Regions from separate parts of the Homo sapiens genome. Here region 1 is linked to region 2. Evidence: read pairs that join two places in POLR2A ChIA-PET (ENCODE). Cell type or tissue: OCI-LY7. All regions are shown on one strand. Each heading gives the region's core, and the rest is flanking DNA. Links, peaks and the distances in the headings are about the cores only.

What was found. Peaks named below come from ENCODE experiments on the same cell type or tissue, not always from the same donor. Only the 100,000 strongest peaks of a DNase experiment are listed, where the experiment ranks them.
Region 1: POLR2A ChIA-PET joins it to region 2 with 27 read pairs; 6 of 35 experiments call an interaction of 5 or more read pairs at or near these places.

Annotation. Positions count from the first base shown.
Region 1 is chr12:110,662,799-110,674,490 of GRCh38, forward strand. All of the region lies in intron 3 of HVCN1 (hydrogen voltage gated channel 1), which reads right to left. It overlaps LOC124903017 (a long non-coding RNA gene), which reads left to right. Exons shown (of 2, transcript XR_007063460.1): 1 at 1-399; 2 at 7,323-10,125. Among named protein-coding and RNA genes, the nearest start is that of HVCN1, 20 kb to the right of the region's middle. RefSeq lists enhancers at 6,224-6,323, 7,374-7,513, 9,488-9,637. In OCI-LY7, for the core only: no CTCF peak of the experiment used is centred there; DNase peaks (open chromatin) are centred at 5,843, 6,453, 7,503, 9,563 and 1 weaker place; H3K4me3 peaks cover 2,196 bases; H3K27ac peaks cover 2,755 bases.
Region 2 is chr12:110,722,949-110,732,436 of GRCh38, forward strand. It overlaps PPP1CC (protein phosphatase 1 catalytic subunit gamma), which reads right to left. Exons shown (of 7, transcript NM_002710.4): 2 at 8,822-8,953; 3 at 7,581-7,811; 4 at 1,712-1,816. Among named protein-coding and RNA genes, the nearest start is that of PPP1CC, 15 kb to the right of the region's middle. In OCI-LY7, for the core only: no CTCF peak of the experiment used is centred there; a DNase peak (open chromatin) is centred at 4,996.

The DNA of each region.
Region 1 (11,692 bases), core at 2,109-10,108, 59 kb before region 2:
ACACACCCTACAAAGTTAAAAGATATACTACAGACTGGGATAAATATTTGCAATGTATGTGATAGACAAAGAGTAACCAGAATATATAAAGAAATCTTATAAATCAAAAAGAGAAAGAAAAACTCCATGGAAAACTGGGCAGTGGACGTTGACAGGCAGGTCATGTAAGAGAAAACTCAAATAGCCAAGATGCTTATCCCCAATAATACTCAGAAAAACGCAGAGTGAAGTAACAATAGCACATCTTTTCACTCCTCAGGTTGGCAAGTGTCTTAAAGTCTACATCAAATATCGGTGAGGGCGTGAAGCAATGGGGTCTCTTGAACACTGAAGACAGAAACAGGCACCAGCACCATCATTTTGGGGAGAAATTTGGCATGATCTTGTCAAGTTGAAGTGGTGTGTATCTTTCTGAATGATTTAGTGATTCTATCCCTACATAGGGTCCAAAGAGAAACTTGGGCACATGTGCTCAAATTGGTGACATGTTCAAAAATGTTCACTGCAAATATTCACCTAGTTGGGCAGGTGTGGCAGCTCACACCTGTAATCCCCACACTTTGGGAGGCTGAGGTGGGAGGATTGCTTGAGCCCAGGAGCTGAGACCAGCCTGCGCAATAAGGCAAGACCCTGTCTGCAGAAAAATAAAAAAAATTAGCCAGGCATGGTAGCACACCTGTAGTCCCAGCTACTTGGGAGGCTGGGGCAGGAGGAGTGCTTGAGCTTGGGAGGTCGAGGCTGCAGTAAGCCATGTTCTCCAGCCTGGGCAACAGAGTGAGACGCTGTCTCAAAAAAAAAAAAAAAAAAAAAAAAAAGAATAAAAAAGAAAAAAAATTTATCTACATGTGGGAGATAGAGGAATGAATATTCTCTGTTCATGTAATGGGACACTATACAGCAGTTAAAATGAATTAACTGCGTCTCAGTATGTCACTGGTGATGCCCATGTGTACCCACTCGGCAGCACTGAATACAGTAGAACAATCACTTCTTTCTTCAAATGCTTCCTTCATTGGCTTCTGGGATGCCACAGTCTCCTGGTTTTCCTCCTATCTCAGTGGTTGTTTCCTGTTAGTTTCTTTTGGCCAGTGGATATCTTAGAGGAAGACCTTACATTTAATTTTCTTTTCTTTTTTTTAAAAAGAGGATCTCACTTGTCACCCAGGCTAGATGCAGGGGTGCGATCATAGCTCACTACAGTCTTGAATTCCTGTGCTCAAGCAATTCTCCTGCCTCAACCTCCCGGGTAGTTTGGACTGTGGCACACTATAACGTGTCTGGCTAATTAAAACAATTATTTTTTTAGAGATGGGGTCTTGCTATGTTACCCAGGCTGGTCTTAAACTCCTAGGCTAAAACAACCTTCCAGCCTCAGCTTCCCGAGTAGCTGGGATTACAGGTACATGCCACTGTGCCTGGCTTACATTTAAGTATTAAGTACAACTGTATACCCAGCACCTAGAAAAATGCCTTGCACTTAACAGACACTCAAAAATACTGAAATGTTTGTTAAGCAACAATGAATCTAGCAATGTGGATAGCTCCTAAAAAATGTTGACTGTAAAAGAAAGATATGGAAGAATAAGAACAATGTCACACCACTTAAGTAAAAATGTTAAATATATGGAAAATATTATATATTGTTTTGGAATGTGTAAAAGCATGAGTGTAAACATACACAAGAATGAGATTTCTGCTTCTGGCCTTATTACACTCTAGAGTAACTAGTAACAGATTATCCCTCCTGCCATAACCAATTATAAAACTGGATAAAATATGTGAAATTTACTGTGATCCCTTAGAGAAGAAAAATGAATGAGGCAAACCCTACAATCACCCTGGCTTTGTGCCTGGAGGTACTTTCTGGACTGTGAAGGCAAAGACTATAGTTCAAAGCTATTGAGTCTCCCTCCCCTTGTGAATCTGCTTGGCAATGTACCAGAAATAGGAAAGGTATGCAGAGGAGGAGACCCCAAAATATGGACTTTGGCTGAGTCCTAAACATCGTGTGTGTGGAACAAGATTTCATGAGGCAGGGAAAAATATAACTTTCAGGAAAAAAACTCCTTGGGGTGCTGTGAGCTGAACAACTACCAGAAATTACATAGGACTGGGTTGGGAGATATGTGAGTTCCCAACAGCCAGAGTAGAGAGACCTCATTGAACACCCTAAGCATTCAACAGAAATCCCAGAAAAATCATGCCTTATGAGTAGACCTAATCTAGCTTTATAGGAAGGGCCACATTACACTCATCCCAACAAAGCTTAAAAATAAGCCTTGAAATGAACAAACTGATCCCCAAGTAAATTTACTGCCTGTTGGAACAAAACTCAATACTTTATTAGGAAGACAACAACATAAACTCAACATCATAGATGCATACTGTCTAGCATACAATTAAAATTACTAGACACATAAAGCTGAAAAATGTGGCCCACAACTAATAAAAAAATCAGCTAATAGAAGATTCAAAATGGTTGGGTGCAGTGGCTCATGCCTGTAATCCCAGCACTTTGGGAGGCCGAGGTGGGCAGATCACCTAAGGTCAGGAGTTTGAGACCAGCCTGACCAACATGGAGAAACCTCGTCTCTACTAAAAATACAAAATTAGCTGGGTGTGGTGGCACATTCTGTAATCCCAGCTACTTGGGAGGCTGAGGCAAGAGAATTGCTCGAACCTGGGAAGCAGAGGTTGTGGTGAGCCGAGATCATGCCATTGCACTCCAGCCTGGACAACAAGAGTGAAACTCCATCTCAAAAAAAAAAAAAAGACTAAAAATGTACAGAGATAATAGAACTGGCCAAGAAAGACTTGAAAACAGATATTACAAATATATTCAAGGATTTCAAGGAAAACATAAACTTAATGAGGGAGCAAATAAAAATCTTAATACAGAAATGGAATCTACAAAAAAGATCCAGCTGGCTAGGCATGGTGGCTCACTCATGTAATCCCATCACTTTGGGAGGTCGAGGTGGGCAGATCACCTGAGGTCAGGAGTTCAAGACCAGCCTGACCAATGTGGAGAAACCCCATCTCTACTAAAAATACAAAATTAACTGTGCATCGTGGCACATGCCTGTAATCCCAGCTACTCAGGAGGCTGAGGCAGGAGAATCACTTGAACCCGGGAGGTGGAGGTTGCGGTAAGCCGAGATTGCACCATTGCACTCCAGCCTGGGCAACAAGAGTGAATCTCCATCTCACAAAAAAAGAAGGAAAAAAAAAAAAAGATCCAGATGGATATTTTAGAACTGAAAAGTATATATACGAAATGAAAAATCACTGGATGGGCTTAACAGCTGATAACATATTACCAAAGAAAAGATCAATGAGGCTGGGCACAGTGGCTCATGCCTGTAATCCCAGCACTTTGGGAGGCTGAGGCGGGCGGATCACAAGGTCAGGAGATTGAGACCATCCTGGCTAACATGGTGAAACCCCATCTCTACTAAAAAAAAATACAAAAAAATTAGCCAGGCATAGTGGCCAGCGCCTGTAGTCCCAGCTACTCAGGAGGCTGAGGCAGGAGAATGGCGTGAACCCAGGAGATGGAGGTTGCAGTGAGCCGAGATCGTGCCACTGCACTCCAGCCTGGGCGACAGAGTGAGACTCCGCCTAAAAAGAAAAGAAAAGAAAAGAAAAGAAAAGATCAATGAACTTAAAGACAGGGCAATAAAAAACATCAACTGGAAACACAGGGAGAAAAAAAAGCTGAAAGGAAAAATAAACAGAGCCCCAGGGACCATATCTACTAGTTTAACATGTGTACTTGTAGTGCATGGCCCTCCAGGAACTGGCATCTCTCCTTCCCCACAGCCTCCTCGCCACACTCCAGCCACCCTTCTGTCCCTCTGATGCTCCACACTGAGCCATCACACAGGCTGTTCCCTCAACCTGGAATACTCTTCTCCCCAATCCGAGCTTCGCTTACTCTTGCTTATGCTTGAAATGTCAGCTAAAATGTCAGTTCCTCAAAGAGGCCCTCCCTCACCCCTAAAACCTAAATCAGTTCCCCTCCCATTTATAACCTCTCCTCCCACTTTTCCTTCGAGAGCCCTCATCCTAGTTTCTAACTAGAAACTGTTATGTGCAGCCACATATTTTTATCCCTCCTAGCATTTACCTCACATGAAGGCAGGGTCTGTGTCCCCTGAGTCTTGTATGACACCTGACCTTGAGCAGAAGCCCATCATGCACCTGTTGGCTGAGGGCACTGGTACCTCATCTCCCATGCTGGGCTCATCTCGGCCGGACCAAACATCTCTGGACTCCCAGGGCTGGCCAGGGCCAGCGCCAGGGTATACTGAAGCTCTCCAGGCAGCCACTGGCCATAATTCCTTTCTTTTTGAGACAAAGTCTTGTTCTTGCTCCCCATGCTGGAGTGCAGTGGCATGATCTCGGCTCACTGCAACCTCCACCTCCTGGGTTCAAGTGATTCTCCTGCCTCAGCCTCCCGAGTAGCTTGGATTACAGGCGCTGCCAACACACCTGGCTAAGTTTTGTAATTTTAGTAGAGACAGGGTTTCACCATGTTGGCCAAGCTGGTCTCGAACTCCTGACCTCAGGTGATCCGCCCGCCTCTGCCTCCCAAAGTGCTGGGATTACACGCGTGAGCCACCGTGCCTGGCCATAATTCCCTTTTTTGAGATAGGGTCTCGCTCTGTCACCCAGGCTGGACTGTAGTGTGCGATCACGGTTCACTGCAGCCTTGACCTCCCGGGATCAAGCGATCCTCCCACAAAAGCCTCCTGAGTAGCTGGAACTATAGGCACATACCATCACGCTCAGCTAATTTTTTGTATTTTTTTGTAGAGGCAGGGTTTTGCTATGTTGCCCAGGCTGGTCTCAAACTCCTGGGCTCAAGTGATCCACCCGCCTCGGCCTCCCAAAGTTCTGGGATTACAGGCATGAGCCCATGCCTGACCCCATACTTTCCTTTGGAAACACCTTACCTGGCAGACAAGAGCAGCCTGTCCTATTTCTCAGTAGTGTGGGAACCTCAAGGTACTTTGCAAAAACCGCATTTATATTTTACAGAAGAGGAAATTTTTCTTTCTGAAACCTTGCAACTGGTGAAGAAGCAACTTTTAGTAATTTGGGATGAAAATATCTAGGGCACTCAGCAGAGCAGAAAACATTTCTGGTTTTCAGTCAAAAGTCTGTCATGCCAGAAGCAGAAAAGCTCCAGAAAAGGGCAAAGATAGGGTTGATCAAGAGAATGTGGTGGGCCTCAGCAGCTTCACCATGCACTCCAGACTCCTAGCATTCATGGACAGACTGATCCTGCCACCACGCCCGGCTAATTTTTGTAATTTTAGTAGTGTGGCGTACAGAGCACCTGCCTCGGTGCCTGGCTCAGAGCAGCCCCCAGCTCTGGAAGTGCCAGCTATGATCATCCCTTAACAACAAAAACTCACCTGGGCATGGTGACTCACATCTGCAATCCCAGCACTTTGGGAGGCCAAGATGGGCAGATCACTTCAGGTCAAGAGTTTGAGACCAGCCTGACCAACATGGCGAAACCCCATCTCTATTAAAAACAAACAAAAAAATAGCCAGGCGTGGTGGTGGGCACTTGTAATCCCAGCTACTTGGGAGGCTGAGGCATGAAAATTGCTTGAACCTAGGAGGCAGAGGTTGCAGTGAGCCAAGATCATGCCACTGCACTCCAGCCTGGGTGACAGAGTGAGACTGTCTCAAGAAAACAAAACAAAAAACCCCAAAACTCTTCTCCTCCAGCTTCATCACCATCCTTGGATATTTCATTTCTCTGCCCACTGCCTGCCTCTGCATCCCTCAGGCTGTTAAGTTACATGAGCTGATACAGCCGCTTTGTGGCTTAAGTGACACTGAGCTGTGTTTCTGTCACTTATAACCCCAAAAGTCTACAGGTGGAGTTGCTGATGCGGGACACCCCCACAGCTCCATCTCCCATGCAAGAATCCTTGCTGTCCCCACTGTACCCTGATGCTCCTCTGCGGTCACCTTTCCATATCAAAACCTGTGACCGTGGCTCCAACCTGCCTGACGGTCCCACACTCTTTGACGCTGTTGAATCTGCTGTGCTTGGCAATCTCGCCCCCTGCTTCTCCTGCTATCTCTGGCCACCCTCCTCAGCTTCCTGTACCATGTCCCTGCCCCATACCAGGAGTCCTGGAGACCTCAGCCTTGACCCTGTCCTTGGGCCGGTGACTCTCTCTTTGGGGGCCTTAGCACAGCTGTGTTCTCGGTGCCGTTCACGTTCAAATCAAAGACTCCAGTCTGATGTTCAAGATCCTGCTGGGTCATTGGTTTGCTGTGACCCAACTGACCTGATTTCTTACCTTTCTCTCCCAGTCCACTCCTCCTTCCACATCCCCTAGGGCACGCTGTCACTTACCTGGCTGCCCAGGCCAAGAACAGAAAATCGTCCTTGGCTCCTCCTTCTCCCTCACACCCCATCGGTTTCACTTCCTGAACCTGGCTGGCACTCCATCGTCCCCTCTCCCTCACCAGAACCTGCCCTGACCCTCCCTCCACCTGCCTGCAGCCAGGGTCCTCCTTCTCCAATGCCAACCTGACTGTGTCCCTGCTGTGCAGCGACCTCCATGCCCACAACTGCCTTCAGGATCGAGTCCCAGCTCTCTTGGCTTCCCCAGGCCCTGGTCTCCCTGCCAGCCTTATTCCTTCCTAGCACCCTGCCTCTGCCAGCCTCCAGCCACATGGAACTTGCAGTTCTAGAGCGGACCACGCTCTCTTGCTTCCAGGACTCCGCATGGCCTGTCCCCATCCCATCTATCTTCCAGGTCTTACACCTAGATTTTACCTTCCCTGGGAGGCCTTCTTTAATTCTCCCTCACCCCAGTTGGGGTGTACGTCACACTGTCTTAACAACCACTGAGACACTGTCCCCACCACATTGGGCTGTGAACGCTGGGAGGGCAGAGACTCTTCCTCAGTCACAGGGAGAGGCTCAAGAAGTGGTTAAGAGGCCGGGCGCGGTGGCTCAAGCCTGTAATCCTAGCACTTTGGGAGGCCGAGACGGGCAGATCACCTGATGTCAGGAGCTCGAGACCAGCCTGACCAACAGGGTGAAACCCCATCTCTACTAAAAATACAAAAATTAGCCAGGCATGGTGGCACATGCCTGTAATCCCAGCTACCTGGGAGGCTGAGGCTGCAGTGAGCCAAGATTGCGCCCCTGCACTCCAGCCTGGGTGACAGAGCGAGACTCCATCTCAAAAAAAAGAAAAAAGAAATGGTTAATAAATGAATGGATTAACAAAATCTTAGGCACTACTCCTTCAAGGTAAACATATTGCTGACCTCTTTTACAGGTATTAGACCAGAAAAACTACCATCTGGGAGAGAAGGGGAAAGTGAAAAAGACAGACCTAGAAGCGAAGGAGAGAAAAGCATTTTGTGGATGCCTATTTTTACAGGCTCAGAAGCCGCCATCTGTGGGAGGGGGAAAGTCCCTAGTTCATTGTTATCTGACAATCGGAGAAAAAGGTACTTTTTAAGAAAGTCAGCCAACTCCCAACTCCCATGGCCTGATGTCCCTTCAGTTTGCATTTCCCTGTTCCCTCCCAGAGCTATTTTGGGGGACTTGATTTGCATATTAACCACCCTCACCCCAAAACTCTAAGACACAATGGCAGCAACGTGTATTACTATGGTTGCTTATTTTATCACACCTCATATCATCTCAGCATGCTGCTAACTTCCTTCCATGCACTATTTCATTTCAATTCCTAACAACCCTGAGGTTGAGGCCATCCTTTAGGGTCCTGGTGAGGGGGGGCCTTGTCCAAGGTCACACACTGTGGGGAACTGGAAAAGCAGGATCTGCCCCTGGGCTCCATGACTTGGAGACTATGTTCTAGAAAACACAGCTGACAGAAAGCCAGGCAGCCAGTGACCGGAGAGCCACCTGCTCAGAGGGTGGAGTAGGTGGAATTGTGCACACCCCCCTAACAATTCCTGTCCCCCTGGACCCTTAGAATGTGACCTTATTTGGAATGTAGGTCTTTGCAGATGTAACTAAAGATGATAAGATGAAATCATACTGGATTTAGGGTGGGCCCTAAATCTGGTGATTGGTGTCCTTACAAAAAGAGAAAAGGGGCCAGGCGCGGTAGCTCACGCCTGTAATCCCAGCACTTTGGGAGGCTGAGGTGGGTGGATCACTTGAGGTCAAGAGTTCAAGACTAGCATGGCCAACATGGCAAAACCCCGTCTCTACTAAAAATATAAAAATTGACCAGGTGCAGTGGCTCATGCCTGTAATCCCAGCACTTTGAGAGGCCAGGGTGGACAGATCGCCTGAGGTCAGGAGTTCAAGACCAGCCTGCCCAACACATTGAAAACCTGTCTCTACTAAAAATACAAAAATTAGCCGGGCGTGGTGGTGGGTGCCTGTAATCCTAGCTACTCCGGAGGCTGAAGCAGGAGAATCGCTTGAACTCGAGAGGCTGCAGTGAGCCGAGATCATGCCATTGCACTCCAGCCTGGGAGACTGAATGAGACTCGGTCTCAAAAACAAAAAAAGAGAAAAGGACACACAGAGGGTAAGGTCACGTGAAGGTCACAGAGGTCAGAATGATACGTCCACAAGCCAAAGACTGCAGACAACACCAGAGGCTGGGATGGAAGAGGCCTGGGACACATCTCCCCATCCCAAAGCGTCCAGGAGCCAGTCCTGCCAACACCTTGATTTTGGGCTTCTGGTTTCTGGAACTGGTGAGAATGAGTTCCTGTTGTTGAAGCCCCCCAGTTTGTAGTAGTTTGTCACAGCAGCCACAGGCAACCAGGACAGAGGGTGTGTGCCTGAGTTAGCCAGGATGGTCTGTAGGCCAGGTACTGTCTTTCCCTTTATCTTTCCGGGCCACACATTTGTCCTGGACTCCAAGGAGAAAGCCGACTTCTTCAGGGCCCAAAACCACTTGGAGAAAGCCCGATTCTGCAGCCAACAACAGCGACAGCGGCTCCTTTTGCTCAGAGCCCACCGGTCACATCACCTGCTGTCGCTTGATACTTTTAATGCTCCTAAGAAGTAGGCAGGAAGGGTAGGTGAAGTCTCTCCATTTTGCACAAGGGCAAACTGAGGCCTGGGGAGGCGAGACCACTTGCCTGAAGTCACACCGTGCCGCACATTTTGGCAGGGTGACAGAGGCAGAGGGAAGTGGGCACTCCTGTATGCCAGCTGTTGGGCATGTAAATGGGTGTATTCTTCCTAGGAGGGTAACAGGGCAGTTCCTTTCATCTTTTGAAAAAATATTTGAGTCTCTCTGATGTGCCAGGCTTGGGGACAAAGGAGGGGATTGGCCCTAAACCAATTTATATCAAAATTTTATTTCCTTTTTATTGAGATGGGATCTCATTTTGTTGTTCAGGCTGGAGTGCAGCCGCAAACTCCTGGGCTCAAGCAATCCTCCCGCCTCAGCCTCCCAAGTAGCTAGGACTACAGGTGTGTGCCACCATGGCTACCTTGGTTTCTATCAACATTTAAAATGTCCTTATTGCTTGACTTTACAAGAGACTCCCACGTGCACACAGGTGCTTGCTCCAGTCCTGCTTCAAGAGCCCTAAACCGGAAACCACCTCAAAGTCTGTTGCCCAGGACACCATGGAAGACCCACACCACAGAGCACCACACCACTGTGTGGCAGGCCTGTAGACCTCACACACCCACAGGGAAAGGGGTCCTCAATCTACGATTATGGGAAAACTGACAAAATCAACCCCAACTCCCAGGAGGAGAGAGGGACTGGGTTGGTGAGTGAAACTTTGCATTTTTTTTTCTAATAGGTTTGGCTGATACCAAACCTATTAGATATGATTTGGTTTGGCTGTGTCCCCACCCAAATCTCAACTTGAATTACCTCCCAGAATTCTCATGTGTTGCTGGAGGCACCCGGGGGAGGTAACTGAAACATGGGGGCCAATCTTTCCCATGTGATTCTCATGATAGTGAACAAGTCTCACAAGATCTGATGGGTTTATCAGGGGTTTCTGCTTTTGCTTCTAATTTTCTCTTGCTGCCGCCACATAAGAAGTGCCTTTCGCCTCCTGCCATAATTCTGAGGCCTCCCCAGCCATGTGGAATTGTAAGTCCAATTAAACCTCTTTTTCTTCCCAGTCTCAGGTGCGTCTTTATCAGCAGTGTGAAAACTAATACAGTAAATTGGTACCAGTAGAGTGGGACATTGCTGAAAAGATACCTGAAAATGTGGAACCAACTTTGGAACTGGGTATCAGGCAGAGTCTGGAATAGTTTGGAGGGCTCAGAAGAAGACAGGGAAGTGTGGGAAAGCGTGGAACTTCCTAGAACTTGTTGAATGACTTTGCCCAGAATGCTGATAGTGATCTGGACAATAAGGTCCAGGCTGAGGTGGTCTCAGATGGAGATGAGGAACTTTTTGGCAACTGGAGTAAAGGTGACTTTTGGCATGTTTTAGCAAAGAGCTGGCAGCATTTTGCCCCTGCCATAGAGATTTGTGGAGCTTTGAACTTGAGAAAGATGATTTAGGGTATCTGGCAGAAGAAATTTCTAAGCAGCAAAGCATTCAATGCCTGCTGTTAAAGGCATTCAGTTGTATAAGGGAAGTAAGGCATAAAAGTTTGGAAAATTTGCAGCCTGATGATGTGATAGAAAAGAAAAACCCATTTTCTGGGGAGAAATTCAAGCCAGCTACAGAAATTTCCATAAATAGCAAGGAGCCTAATGTTAATCCCCAAGACCTTGGGAAAATGTCTCCAGGCCATGTCAGAGACCTTCACAGCAGCCCCTCCCATCACAGACCCAGAGGCCCAGGAGGAAAAAGTGGTTTCATGGGCCTAGGGACTTGGTGCCCTGTGTCCAGCTGCTCCAGCTGTGGCTGAAAGGGGCCAACATACAGCTCAGGCTGTGGCTTCAGAGGGTGGAAGCCCCAAGCTTTGGCAGCTTCCACGTGGTGTTGAGCCTGCAGGTGCACAGAAGTCAAGAATTGAGGTTTGGGAACCTCTGCCTAGATTTCAGATGTTTGGAAATGCCTGAATGCCCAGCCAAAAGTTTGCTTCAGGGGTGGGGCCCTCATGGAGAACCTCTGCTAGGGCAGTGCAGAAGGGAAATGTGGGGTGGGAGCACCCACACTGAGTCCCTTCTGGGGTATCACCTAGTAGAGCTGTGAGAAGAGGGCCACAGTCCTCCAGACCCCAGAATGGTAGATCCACCAATAGCTTGCACCATATACCTGGAAAAGCCACAGACACTTAATGTCAGCTCATGAAAGCAGCCAGGAGGTGGGTTATACCCTGCAAAGCCACAGGGGCGGGGCTGCCCAAGACTATGGGAACCTACCTCTTGCATCAGCCTGACCTGGATGTGAGACATGGAGTCAAAGGAGATCATTTTGAAGCCTTAGAATTTGACTGCCCCACTGGATTTCAGACTTGCAGGGACCCTGTAACTATTTTGTTTTGGTTAATTTCTCCCATTAGGAACAGCTGTATTTACCCAATACCTGTAACCCCCCTGCATGTAGGGAAGTAACTAGCTTGTTTTGATTTTTACAGGCTCATAGGCAAAAGGGACTTGGTTTGTCTCAGATGAGACTTTGGACTGTGGACTTTTGGGCTAATGATGAAGTAAGACTTTGGGGGACTGTTGGGAAGGCATGATTGGTTTTAAAATGTGAGGATATGAGATTTGGAGGGGTCAGGGGCA
Region 2 (9,488 bases), core at 1,008-9,007:
TACAGAACACTGTAAAATAAAATCCAGTGATTTAAAAAACTCTTCTATGGGCTTCCCCCAGTTGATGACAATAATGAGCGATGTTATGATTGATGGCTTATAATGACTGAGCTGAGAAGATAAGGATGCTCAGTGTGAGGTAGTTCTCTAGGAAACCTGCACTGTTCACAGACCATTAAAATCTACAAGAGCTTATTGTATCGAGTTACAATATGGGATGCATATTGTAAGAGTTAAAAACCATGTATCCAACTCTACCAAAACCTAAGTACAGAAGCACAGAGATAAAAGACATTATGCAGGCTTTTTGATGGCTAAAATCTACAAGAGCTTATTGTATCGAGTTACAATATGGGATGCATATTGTAAGAGTTAAAAACCATGTATCCAACTCTACCAAAACCTAAGTACAGAAGCACAGAGATAAAAGACATTATGCAGGCTTTTTGATGGCTGATTAATTTCAGACCATACAGGAAAAGAAATTCTCTTTGCAATTACTATTTTAATTACATTATAGAAAGCACAACCACTGAGCAAAGCAAAACAGCTTATAACATATATATGTATATATTTTCAGAGATAGGGTCTTGCTCTGTTGCCTAGGCTGGAGTGCAGTGGTGCGATCATAGCTCACTGCAGCCTTAAACCCCTGGGTTCAAGCGATCCTCCCGCCTCAGCCTCCCAAATAGCTACGGCTACAGGTGTGCACCATTACACCTGGCTAACTTTTACAACTTTTTCTAATGACAGGGGTCTCGATATGTTATAGGCTGTTCTCATATTCATGGCATCAAGCAATCCTCCTGGCTTGGCCTCTCCAAAGTGCTGGAATTACAGATGCGAGCCACTATGCCTGGCCAAAATAACTTTTAAAATCCAAGTCAGAGAAAGTTCTGAGAGGATAAAAAACAATCAAGGGAAAATCTACTCACATCTTGAGTGTTCTAGAGGATCTCTGGCACAACAAATTACACATTGTTCATTTTATAGTTAAAAACACTCTTCTGCCGGGCGTGGTGGCTCAAGTCTGTAATCCCAGCACTTTGGGAGGCCGAGGCGGGCAGATCACGAGGTCAGGAGATTGAGACCATCCTGGCTAACACGGTGAAGCCCCGTCTCTACTAAAAATACAAAAAATTAGCCAAGCGTGGTGGCGGGTGGCTGCAGTCCCAGCTACTCAGGAGGCTGAGGCAGGAGAATGGCGTGAACCTGGGAGGCAGAGCTTGCAGTGAGCCGAGATGGTGCCACTGCGCTCCAGCCTGGGTGAGAGAGCGAGACTCTGTCTCAAAAAACAAAAACAAAAACAAAAAAAACCAAAAACTTTTCTAAGCCGGGCACAGTGGCTTACACCTGTAACCCAGCACTTTGGAAGTCCGAGGCAGGAGGACTGCTTGAGCCCAGGAATTTGTGACCAGACTGGGCAACGTGGTGAGAACTCATCCTTACAAAAAATAAAATAAAAATAAAAATTTTCTGCTCTATTTTCAAACCTAGCTTACAGAGTCTAGAATTCCCTGTAATAAATCAATTCCTTAAGATTTTTATCCAAATGATCCTGGCTGTATCAGAGTGAAAGTGCAATGCAACACATCAACAAAGGAGAGTGTTCTGTCAGAGAAAGTCATCCCAATGATAACTCACAAATGTTAAAGTGTTCACCCTTTGGAAGGGATCAAAACCTATTTGGAACAAAAATCAGCCCACCTACCTCCATGACAGCAGAATATCTTCTCATCCACGATGGCTGCTATCGGTAAACAGTTAAAACAGTCTGTGAAAGTTTTCCATAGTTTAATGTTGTATCTTCTTTTACCTGTGATTAAAAAGAGAGTATTACATTAAAAAGAGAGTATTACTGTTCCGTAGGCTCATTCTCTCAGGATTAACTTCCCCCAAAGCAAGATTCTGGGTGCCTTTTAAGCAAATGAAACTATGTTTTTATTAAGAATCTTAATAAAACCATCTTATTTTAAGGCTCTTTTAAAATAAGAGCTGGGCGTGGTGGGTCAGACCTGTAATCCCAGCACTTCGGGAGGCTGAGGTAGGAGGATGGCTTGAGCCCAGGAGTTCAAGACCATCTTGGGCAACATAGTGAGACCCCATCTCTTTAAAGAAAGACTCTCCTAGAGGGAAGGGGTTTAGGAGAGACACATATCTGATCTAAAAGCAATGACTTACATTTTCACATGAAATCTTTTTAAATTCCACAGAAGCATGAAACCAGAATTCCAGATTTGATAATGATTAAGGACTGCCATCAAATCCCAGGAATTATCTGGGAGCATCAATTCTGTTTGAAATTGTCTGCTCTGTCCAATCTCACCGCAGCTAGTCCCCTACTTCTGAATTCAATTACGAACTTACACATGTGGCGTTATGACCTTCCTTCTGAGGAAACCTGAGAGTTAGCACCCATCCCCCATATATGCCCCTCAATAACCTACTGACACCAGAGGATCCCCAGCCCTCAGTACTCTAGCAGGAGGCACAATGATCACACGGCAGTGGCTGCCTCTCACAGGCACTACAGGGCATTTGTTTCCAACACTGCACAGACTCCACATGCTCCCACAGGCCTGATGTCACAGGATGGTCATGTTCCCTCAACAGCACAGGCATCCACACATTCTGGAGTCAGAGTGCAGTTCTGACAGAAATATGCCTCTATGCACTGTTTCTACAGGAAACTGATGTTCTGAGTTTAAAACCTAGTCACATACCTTGCAAGAACAAATTTCTCTGGATTGGTTGAGGATTGTCCAATTGTCCAGATGCCTTTGTTTCCTGTACTTACTATACTAAGCACAATCTTTAAAAACCAGGAGTTTGGCCAGGCGCGGTGGCTCACACCTGTAATCCCAGCACTTTGGGAGGCCGAGGCGGGCAGACCATCTGAGGTTGGGAGTTTGAGACCAGCCTGACCAACATGAAGAAATCCCGTCTCTACTAAAAATATAAAAATTAGCTGGGCGTGGTGGCGCATGCCTGTAATCCCAGCTACTTGGGAGGCTAAGGCAGAAGAGTCACTTGAACCTGGGAGGCGGAGGTTGCGGTGAGCCTTGATTGTGCCATTGCACTCCGGCTTGGGCAACAAGAGCGAAACTCCGTCTCAAAAAACAAAACAAAACAAACAAAACAAACCAAGAGTTTGTCCTTAGTCTCTTTTCCTGGGGAATACAGGGACATCTAAAGGTTTAAACCTATACCTCTCCTTTGAGAGTTAGAGCCAGCCCAAGCAACTGACCTGAACCACACCTCCCACCCTGTAATGCAAATCAAGCAGCTTAGGGAGTTTACCACAGGGCTTGAAATGAAATGTAAATTCAACAAATGTTTGCCTTCTCTCTGCAGAGGAGTGTTATCTTTTCTCCTAATAATTTCTGGTTTCTCAATGACTGGGTCTAACACTGACTATGGTTCACCCTGTTGCATATTTCTTTAGAGGTCCTTCACTAGGGGGTTCGGAAAGTTTAACAAACTTCTCCCGCCAGGCTGAGGAAGGAAAATTGCTTGAACCTGGGAGGCAGAGGTTGCAGTAAGCCAAGATCGCACCATTGCACTCCAGCATGGGCAACAAGAGTGAAACTCCGTCTCAAAAAAAAGCAAACTCCTTCTTACGAAAGGCTGAAGGGCAATCTCCAAAAACCACCAACTCCCATTTCCAACAGCAATACTACTACTACTACCACCACAGGATGAGTATCCTTAATCCAAGATGCTCCAAAATTTGGAACTTTTTGAGCACTCACATGATGCTCAAAGGAAATGCTCACTGGAGCATTCTGGATTTCAGATTTTTGGATTAGGGATGTTTAACCAGTAATTATAACACAAATATTCCAAAATTAAAAACAAAAACAAAAAACCTGCAACACTTCTAGTGCCAAGCATTCCCGGTAAGGAATACTTAACCTGTATTATAAAAACAGAGCTGCTGTCTTAGCTCCCCAGTGACAGTGACTTCCTCTTTCCCCAAGGTCAGCTTCACTTCTGGATACTTTTTTTGAGGTGGGGTCTCACTGCATCACCTAGGGGGAATGAAGCGACGCAATCTTGGCTCACTGCAACCATGGTCTCCCAGGTTCCAGTGATTTTCCTGCCTCAATCTCCTGAGTGTCCGCGACTACAGGTGTGCACCACCACAGCTAATTTTTGTATTTTTAATAGAGATGGGTTTTCCCCATGTTGGTCAGACCTCCTGACCTCTTGTGATCAGGTTGAACTCCTGACCTCAAGTGATCCACCCACCTTGGCCTCCCAAAGTGCTGGGATTACAGGCGTGAGCTACCACGCCCCGGCTTTGATTCTTTAGTTATGCCACATACTCCAGCTTCTCCTGCTGATTCCTGCTGGCTTCTCCATCAAAAATCAGTTTGTTTCCTCCTTTTCCCTCTCAGCACTTTAAGCGTGGGCCTGCCTCTTTCTATTCTCTCTTCATTTCCTCCCTAAGGCTACCTCAGACCACTAGGAACATCTGGCTCCTGAAAGGTTTAGCCAGGGTAATCGCCTAGCTTCCAAATCCTAAGATTCTGAGCCATAACCTGTAATGCGGTTTCGCATTACTGTACATCAGACAGCTACGGCAGCAGAAACAGATCAACAAACACTCATGTTTTACCCAACAACATATACCTCAGCCTTTCCATCACATTTACAAAGTTAAAAAAAAAAAAAAAAGAAATGGTAGTATAAAGTACTTATGTACCTGGAAAACAGGCAGTGGTTTTTAAATTGTCCCATGAAAATCAACATTTGAATACAACTTTTCATTTTAATAAAATTAGTTAAGTATTTTATATATATATTAAATGTCTGCAAGCCTTCAACCAAAAGCCACCTATGTCAAGGGCACTTTCATGCCCACAAGTAGACTGGATGGCAAATTATATCTGCCTGATGAGAGAGAGGAAGCTTGAGCATAAGATCTACAAATTGTGTTGATGACCAAACAGGAGTCGAAACTGATACCAACCAACACTGATCTTCTAAGTCATTTTTTAAAGGCCTCTGCATTAAGTAGAAACCGAAACTGATGCAGCCAGTATCATTACATTAGGATACACGTCACAAAAATGAGGTCAACTGGATTTGAATTCATCAGTGCAAACATGAAAAGTATTTGCTGGGCTAACAGCTATGTAAAAGGAATCCTTTAACTCAAGAGCAGGCCAGGCACGGTGGCTCACGCCTGTAATCCCAGCACTTTGGGAAGCAGAGGCGGGCGGATCATGAGGTCAGGAGATCGAGACCATCCTGGCTAACACAGTGAAACCCCGCCTCTACTAAAAATACAAAAAATTAGCCGGGCGTAGTGGCGGGCGCCTGTAGTCCCAGCTACTCGGGAGGCTGAGGCAGGAGAATGGCGTGAACCCAGGAGGCGGAGCTTGCAGTGAGGCGAGATCGCGCCCTGCACTCCAGCCTGGGCGACAGAGCGAGACTCCGTCTCAAAAAAAAAAAAAAAAACAAAAAACAAAAAACTCAAGAGTAACACTTGGAATAAGTATCCAAAACACAGTGTTGGCTGGGTGTGGTGGCTCATGACTGTAATCCCAGCACTTAGGGAGGCTGAGGTGAAAGGATTGCTTAAACCCAGAAATTACAGGTGGTAGTAAGCTATGATCCCACCTCTGCACTCCAGCCTAAGGCTCTGTCTCAAAAACAAACAAAAAAAACCCATCACACCTGCCTTGCATTTCACTACCTAAGGAGTAGTAACTGGCTTACTGGTACTTCTCTGACACAGAATCACTGTTAATATTGAATACCTTTCATGTACAAGTTCAATGCTATCAGTCAGTCCAGAACCCATAGAATTTTTGTCCCTGATGATTCCTGCCACCCCATCTTATCAGCTGGATCTCAAGGTCACAGACCAAGCAAACATCCAGTTGTGGGAAAGGGTGGTAGTAGAAGGGCTCAGTTTGTGAATATAATCTTTCTAGGATGCACTTCTAACAAATGTGCTAGCTCAACATATCTATGTGAATTGAGATGGAAAAACACTGCATCTGGAGACTCTAGGTTACGATGTGGTCTAGGGGAGGGCCACAGGGACAACCCTTTGCTGATATCCCTATAATCATATTAGCAAATGCCAAGTACCTGAAGTTCCTTAACCACCTCTTCACTCCAAACCTGAAACCCGTCCTGGCAGCAATGATGAGCACAAAAGGAAGGTGAAGGTAAAGATTCAAAACCTTTTCTGACTTGAAACCCTTTACTGAACTGATATTTTCAAAGCTTTTTTTTTTTTTTTTTTTTGAGACGGAGTCTCACTCTGCCACCCAGGCTGGACTACTGTGGTGTGATTTTGGCTCACTGCAACCTCCGACTCCTGGGTTCAAGTGATTCTCCTGCCTGAGCCTCCTGAGTAGCTGGGACTACAGGCATCTGCCACCACGCCTGGCTAATTTTTGTATTTTTAGTAGAGATGAGGTTTCCTCATGTTGGCCAGGACGGTCTTGATCTCTTGACCTTGTGATCCACCCGCTGTGGCCTCCCAAAGTGCTGGGATTACAGGCGTGAGCCACTGTGCCCAGCCTATTTTCAAAGCTTTAAGAACTGTGTTTTGTCAATAGTCAAATCGAAGTATACCTTTAATTAAACAATCCAAAATGGGTCACAAAATGTGTAAAATACTGTAAAAATAATCTTTGTTCAGCACATTTTAGTTTTAGGAAAGTTATTGCCATTCTTCCTGGGTGTGGATATGCCAGAAGGAGAAAAACTATAATAATTTCAAAAACTAATTATTTACGTATTGCAAGATTCCATTTGCATGCAATATTCTCTAGAAAAGACAAAAAGTAGATTAGTGGTTGCCTGGGGACTATGGTGATGGTCGCATAACTCTATAAATTTACTACAAATCGCTGAATTGTACACTTTTAACAGAATAATTTTATGGAATGAAATTACATAATAAAGTTGCTTAAAAAAACTATTTGGAATGGTTCTCAGATTTCTACTAAGAATTAAGTTATCTGTGAATACAACAATTTAAATCTTAAAGCAACCATTACCATGATCATTACTTCCTAATCTGATCATCACATCATAAAAGAATCCAAGACCTTATTTTATTACAGCGGCAGTGTTATTTTTCTACCCAAGAGAGAAAAAACTGGCTGGGCATCATGGCTCACGCCAGTAATCCCAGTACTTTGAGTGGCCTAGGCGGGCAGATTCCTTGAGCCAGGAGTTTCAGATCAGCTTGGGCAACAAGGTGAAACCCCATCTCTTCAAAAAAATACACAAATTAGCCAAGCGTGGTGATGCATGTCTGCAGTCCTAGCTACCTGGGAGGCTGAGGCAGGAGGATTGCTTGAGCCTGGGAGGCAGAGGTTGCAATGAGGTAAGATGGTGCTACTGCACTCCAGCCTGGGCAACAGAGTGAGACTCCGTTCCCCCACCCCCCTAAAAAAGCTAAGCTAAAAACAAGTTGATGAAATAGAAAACATGAGAGATGATACCACTGCATCTAAACTCTCACAATTCCTAACAGAAGTATGTGATAATTGTTTATGATAAATATCTTAATTTCAATAACTCTTCCTTAGATATAGAAAAGTACTTACATTCATCATAAAATCCATAAATTCTGTTGATGCTGGCACATTCATGGTTCCCTCTGAGAAGAAAAAAATTCTCAGGATATTTTATTTTGTAGGCCAGTAAGAGGCAGATCGTCTCCAATGACTGCTTTCCCCTGTCCACATAGTCCCCAAGAAACAGGTAGTTGCTTTCTGGTGGGAAACCACCGTACTCAAAAAGTCGCAGCAAATCATAGTATTGTCCATGGATGTCACCTGGAAGCAAGAATTTTGTTACACAGTGTTCCCATACTTAAAGCTCAATCCACTAACAAAGCTTTGGAAAGACATTCTTTAAATATTCATTGTACAATGGCATTGACCTCTAGTAATGAGAGTTTAACTGGGCAGCCAACACTAAGTAATTTCCAATCTTATATCATATTTAGTTCAACTGAGCTTAACAAAAATTTTAAGTATATGTGTATGTCCAGAACCTCACATAAAATTCAACTATTAAGAATTTATTCTGTGGAAAGGGTTATTATGTCCAAGCATGCATTCTTGCCAAGTAACATGGTATCCCTTTCAGGCTGACTGATCAATATCAGATCTCTGACAGCTCAGTCTCTGGGTACTGTGTCAGCAGAACTGCTGCACTTCTAGTGAGTCTTGGCCCCATCTGAACAAAAGCACATACACACATACACACCACCCCCACCCCCCACCCATCAATGCATTTAGCTTTCAATTTCTCCCTGCTAGATAATGCCAAAGAACATTTTACTTTTAAAAACATGAACACAAAGTTTTATCAATGCAAATATGCTATAAGAATATATTACTCAAACGAATAAAGTTTGGTTTTACATTGAGTTAAAACACAGATTATTTGCTTCTATTATGCAGAAAACAGAACCACAAAATCAGTATCAAGGAAGTTCTATTTTTAGCTATAACCAGTGTTGCTTTAAACTTAAACATATTCCTATACATCCATGTAGTTCAGACCTTTCCTCAGCTCTCCATTCTTAGTTTCATTTTTTTCTTTTGCAATGTTTATTCCTTCAGCAAAATATTTTTTTTAAAAATCTGAAGTACATCTAAGTAAACTAAGTCCATTAGAGGTATTTATTCTAAAGCTACTATTTAACTTACTTTTAAGTAGTTCCAAGCTATTCGCAAACAGGATAATCATTCTGCTAGCTAATACAAGGTCATCAACATATCCTTGACTCAGTTAATCAATCATGTAACAAAAGATAACCTGTGTGCCCCAAACTTACCACATATTTTGAGTGGTGCTTCAAGTTCTAGTAGGATAGGCTGACTGAGAAAGATTTCACGAGACTTTAAGCACAGTCCTCTGATTTCATTCTCCTGAAGCTGGACATTCTTACCAGGCTTGGACCCTCTCACTGCAAGAGAAAAATCGCAATTAGTCCAATGAAGCCAAAATACAAAATACAATACGAGATTTAGATAAAGGGGCAAAAACATGGTTTAACTAGCTTTCTGAGTGGCTTCATTTTCAGGACACTTATAATAAACATGGTTTTAATGTCTAATTAGAATCTTAAAATCTTAGACAAGACTTAATTGCATCTTCGATACCAAGTAAGACTTCTTTTATAGTATTCCAAAAAAGGAGCCATCCTGTCTGTGCGAATGCTGTTAGAAACAGGACTGCAGGCCAGATGCAATGGCTCACGCTTGTAATCCCAGCACTTTGGGAGGGTGAGGCGGGCAGATCATGATGAGGTCAAGAGATCCAGACCATCCTCGCCAACATGGCGTGCACCTGTAATCCCAGCTACTCAGGAGAATCGCCTGCACCCGGGAGGCGGAGGTTGCAGTGAGCCAAGATCGCGCCACTGCACTCCAGCCTGGCAACACAGCGAGACTCCGTCTCAAAAAAAAAAAAGAAAAGGAAAGAAAAGAAAAGAAAAGAAA